2 separate regions of the Homo sapiens genome follow, and region 2 is linked to region 1. A link is an interaction called in ENCODE POLR2A ChIA-PET data of the cell type or tissue named here. Cell type or tissue: Panc1. All regions are shown on one strand. Region 1 has its middle 12 kb from the start of MTX3. Region 2 overlaps CKMT2-AS1 (CKMT2 antisense RNA 1).

Region 1 (2,500 bases):
AAGTGAGCGGTAGATAATGATGAGAAATAAGACTGCAGGCACAGTCAGAGGCCTATTTACCCACACAAAGGAATTTGGAGTTGGAGGCACCAAGGGTAAATATCTTGTTTCAAAAAGTGATTACATGAGGATTTTTGCCCAGTTCTGTTTGTCTCCAAAGCCATGATTTTTACATTAAACCATATTTACTTCATAGACATTCTTCAAATTAACCATTTACCAAAGATGTAAATAAGTTATAAGAAGAAAAACAATACTAATTTGGAAGATAATAAAAGCATTATTTGGAAAAAGCCAGTGTAGTATCTCTATTTTCAATTTGAACTTTGAGTCCAATGATTAGACATTTTCTAGTCCCATATTTTATACCATACCATGCAGTCTGCTTTTGTTAACTATCATTAATAGTGAAATGACAAACTGACCAGCATCTAATACTGGGGTTACACTGGTGGGTACCCTACAACAGGCGTTTTGTTCTTTGGTATCTAACCACTACCTTCAGTAGCTGCCTGACAAAGATGTGAATCTGAGGCCACACTACCTCAAGGGCACCTCTACCAAGACACATCTGCTGGGCCTAATGAAAACAGAGGTTTCTCCTAGCCCTAGCATTGGAGACTGACATACCCTCAATGGATGTCAGGGGAGACCCAGTCACTAAGGATGACTCTCCTGCCCCTAACCCATTAGCATGTCCCAAAAAGAAACAGGAGACCAAAGACCTTTGCCTTGTATAACAGTCATGCTGCCTCGGAAAAGCTGGGAAGTCCCCTCCCAGTGACCCCCATGCTCTATCCTAATGTGAACGATGTTCATGCTTTTTCATCAAATCTTTTAAATAGAAAGGGTGCAGAGAAAGTCAACTGTAATCACTTGGTGCAGAGTGCAGGGAGAGAGAGCATTTCATATTCAAGAAGAAATTGTCCAAGCAGTAAATGGCATTGTGGTGAGTCCTGTAATTGGAGATAGTAGAGAAACACTGGACAGCTGAGGAAACTCCAGAAGGGAGAAAAAAAAAAAAAAAAAGGAAAACCTAAGAACAAAATAAAAGAGTCTAAAATTTACACAGAATCAGAAAAAGACTTCTGAACAAAATAGCATTGATGGTGCTGGGAAACTTAATTAGTGCATACCCCTTACAGCAGGAGGTGGGTAGAGGAACTGTTATGTTAACGAAAGATCATTTGAAAAAAAAAAAAACAAAAACATGTTGTCTTTCTCTTTAAAATTTTAACTAAATTCCCTGATTCTTAACAGAACAGGGAATATACATTTTTCACTAAGGAACAAGTGTGTTTTCTTAAAATTCCATATTATGATCTGTTACAGGTGAGTGGGTGGCAAGTAGAATATTGTGGTTAACTCCTGGGATGGAGAAAGGGTAGGGGAATCGATATTATTAAGAGAGGGATATAGGAGAGGCTTCAGTAATTTGCAGTTTGAATACTGCAAACTTAAGTAGTAGGAACTAATGTTTCTGGAGTTATTCCTTATACCTTTATAAATGCCTAAATACTACAAACATTTCATAAACTTTTAAAAGTGAATTGGAGATTCGGGCAATATTTAGGGAAATGAGAGGGCGCAAGAAAGAGATCAGAGGGGCAGAGGATGAGAAGAAGAGGAGAAGTAAGTAGGGAGAGAGAGAAAAAGGGAAGGAATGGTTTTGAACCTAGTGAGCTTTTGGAAGGGTTAGGTTAGAGGTCACATCATGCTGTTTTCCTTATCAATTCTTACCCTGATTGAGTAGCTCTCTACCTGTTTCTCACCAAATGGTTCAAGCAGCTGCCATGGTATTCTCATCTCTACTTCCCAGCCACAAAACAGCTCCAGCCAACATAAAGCAGTTCTTCCAGTAGAAAAAAGAAAAAAAGAGCACCTGCAATTCCCTCAAGAAGAAAAGAACAAAAACAATGAGTATATATGTATGAATGAACCTAAAGCAGCTCTAAACTACTCCCCTTTGGGGACAGAAGCAGATGCCTTCGCCAAATTCAAAATGAAATCCCATATCTCTGAAGACCCCCTTCTTATGTTACTGTATAATTTACATGCAAGTTGTCTGCATAGTTAATCGTCCTCTATAGCATCTGGTATTTATCATCAAAAGCCGCTTGTTGAGAGGTTCTGGAGAAGCTCTTCATGTATCCCGGGTTTTAAACATTTTTCTACAAGTCTGTTTCTTTAAAATTAAAAGTGTAGCTGAGCACAGCGAGGATCTGGTAGTAAGTAGTAGGGAGGGTCATTCATACTTGGGATGTTGCTAATGTGACCTGCATGATTCAGGGCCAGAGAGGTGAATGAAGATAAAGGGAACTAAGCGTTACAGCCAAAAGGGTTCTGAAAATCTCCTAGTCAGATTCCTCAGTTTCCACATTTGACAGTAGCTTTCGCAGGGAACCCCATCCACCATGACTGAGCTGAAACTAGAAGCCAGGTTTTTCAGGTGTCATTCAGGGTTGATTTAGGGTTTTGGTTTTCTCCTGCAAAATGGAGA
Region 2 (2,500 bases), 1.3 Mb after region 1:
TCCTCCGGCCTTGGCCTCCCAAAGTGCTGGGATAACAGGCATGAGCCACTGTGCCCAGCCCAAAAAGAAGTTATTTTGAGGTCAAAAAATTTGCATGAAATTCAGGCTCAACCACTAACCAGCTACATGACCAAAGGTAAATTATTTAACTCAATAGTCTTGGTTTCATTTGTAAAATGGAGAGAATTCCTGCCTTATGAAGTTTTTATGATGATTAAATAAGGCAGTGACTTTTTTTTTTTTCCTTTTACTGTAACCTATGGGAAGAAATATATTTTACATTAGAACCCAGTACACAAACAGGCAGGCTGCAGGCTCTGGGAGACAGCCAGAAAACTGTGAGTGCCCAAGGTGTGAAAGTGTGAAAGGGGGATCATTTGCCCCCAAACACACATCTTCATTGGGGAACCTGAAGGTCCAGATCACAGAAGAATTTGACCTTGCCTGGGAGCTGAGACAAATTTAGAGAGCTGAGCCAAATACAGGGGTAGGGGAAGCAACAGGAAGAGCCCTGTGAGTAACTTTCCATCCCCAGGGAAGCCATTTCTGACTCTGTCTCTCAGGTATCCTTGGGGAGGGCTGCCAGTGAAATTGGGGAAAGACCACAAGGAGAAGGAAATTTCCAGCTGAACTTTGTAACAATTTTGACCAAACACAAAGTCTCCTGGATAGAACCTGGGGAGGGGACAAACAGGCAGTGCAGATACAAGCACAGAAGCTGTGGCAGGCAGGGAGGCATGAAATCTGAAAGCCTTGCTTGCTTCCTCAGTCGGGAGGCATGGAGCCTGCGGCAAGTTCTCAGCCCTACTCACCCGCTGCCTGGAAATAAACAGCGCAGCTGGGGATGGGGCAACCGGGCCTCTTGGGTTGCATGGGAGCTGGTAACGCCTGTAACTGCCAGCTTTCCCCCACTTCCCCGGTAACATGCACGACAAAGCAAAGGCAGCCATAATCCTCCTGGAAACATAACTTCATTGGCCTGAGAACCACACCCCCGTACCCCACAGCAGCTGCAGCAACCCCCACCCAAGGAAAGTCTGAGCTCAGACACACCTAACCCTGCCCCCACCTGATGGTCTTTCTCTATCTGCCCTGGTAGCCAAACACAAAGGACATAATCTCTTGGGAGCTCTATGGCCCCGCCCACTGCCTGGTTCTCCCTATACTACTGCAGCTGATGCTCTCTTGAAAGTGCCACCTCCTGGCTAGAGGCCAATCAACACAAAACTAGCACACTAAACAAAAATACAACCAAGGACCCTCACAGAGTCCATTTCACCCCCTGCTACCTCCACCAGAGCAGGTGCTGGTATCCATGGCTGAGAGATCTGAAGACAGATCACATCACAGGACTCTTTGCAGACACTCCCCAGTACCAGGCTAGAGCCTATTAGCTCTGCTGGGTGGCTAGATCCAGAAGAGAAATAACAGTCACTGCAGTTTGCCTCTCAGGAAGCCACATCCCTAAGGGAAGAGGGAGAGCACCACATCAAGGGAGCACCCTGTGGGACAAAAGAATCTGAATAGCAGCCTTCAGCCCCAAATCTTCCCTCTGACATAGTCTACACAAATGAGAAGGAACCAGAAAAACAATCCTGGTAATATGATAAAACAAGGTTCTTAATACTCCCAAAAGATCACACTAGCTCACCAGCAATGAATCCAAACCAAAAAGAAATCTCTGAATTGCCAGAAAAATAATTCAGAAGGTCGATTATTAAGCTACTCAAGGAGACACCAGAGAAAGGTGAATACCAACTTAAAGAAATTTTTAAAATGTTACAGGATATGGATGAGAAAATCTCCAGAGAAGTACCATAAATAAAAAACAATCACAACTCCTGGAAATGAAGGATGCACTTAGAGAAATACAAAATACAATGGAAAGTCTCAGCAATAGAATCAAACAAATAGAAGAAAGAACTTCAGAGCTCAAAGACAAGGCTTTTGAATTAACCCAATCCAACACAGACAAACAAAAGAGAATTTTAAAAAATGAACAAAGCCTCCAAGAAGTTTGGGATTATGTTAAACAACCAAACCTAAGAATACTTGGTATTCCTGAGGAAGAAGATAAATCTAAAAGTTTAGAAAACATATTTGAGGAAATAATCAAGGAAAAACTTCCCCTGCCTTGCTAGAGATCTAGACACCCAAATACAAGAAGCTCAAAGAACACCTGGGAAATTCATTTTAGAAAGATCATTGCCTAGGCACAGAGTCATCAGGTTACCTAAGTCAAGACGAAGGAAGAAATCTTAAGAGCTGTGAGGCAAAAGCATCAGGTAACCTATAAGGGAAAACCTATCAGAGTAGCAGCAAGGGATTGGGGTCCTATCTTTAGCCTCCTTAAACAAAACAATTATCAGCCAAGAATTTTGTATAAGCTTCCTAAATGAAAGACAGTCTTTTTCAAACAAACAAATGCTGAGATAATTTGCCACTACCAACCCAGCACTACAAGAACTGTTAAAAGGAGCTCTAAATCTTGAAGCAAATC

The links. Peaks named below come from ENCODE experiments on the same cell type or tissue, not always from the same donor. Only the 100,000 strongest peaks of a DNase experiment are listed, where the experiment ranks them.
Region 2: POLR2A ChIA-PET joins it to region 1 with 9 read pairs; 2 of 35 experiments call an interaction of 5 or more read pairs at or near these places.

What each region holds. Positions count from the first base shown.
Region 1 is chr5:80,001,734-80,004,233 of GRCh38, forward strand. It overlaps a transcript of THBS4 not described here. Among named protein-coding and RNA genes, the nearest start is that of MTX3, 12 kb to the left of the region's middle. In Panc1, no CTCF peak of the experiment used is centred here; no DNase peak of the experiment used is centred here; H3K27me3 peaks cover 677 bases.
Region 2 is chr5:81,269,438-81,271,937 of GRCh38, forward strand. All of the region lies in intron 1 of CKMT2-AS1 (CKMT2 antisense RNA 1), which reads right to left. Among named protein-coding and RNA genes, the nearest start is that of CKMT2-AS1, 31 kb to the right of the region's middle. RefSeq lists enhancers at 1-215, 292-844, 845-1,395. In Panc1, no CTCF peak of the experiment used is centred here; no DNase peak of the experiment used is centred here; H3K27ac peaks cover 1,039 bases.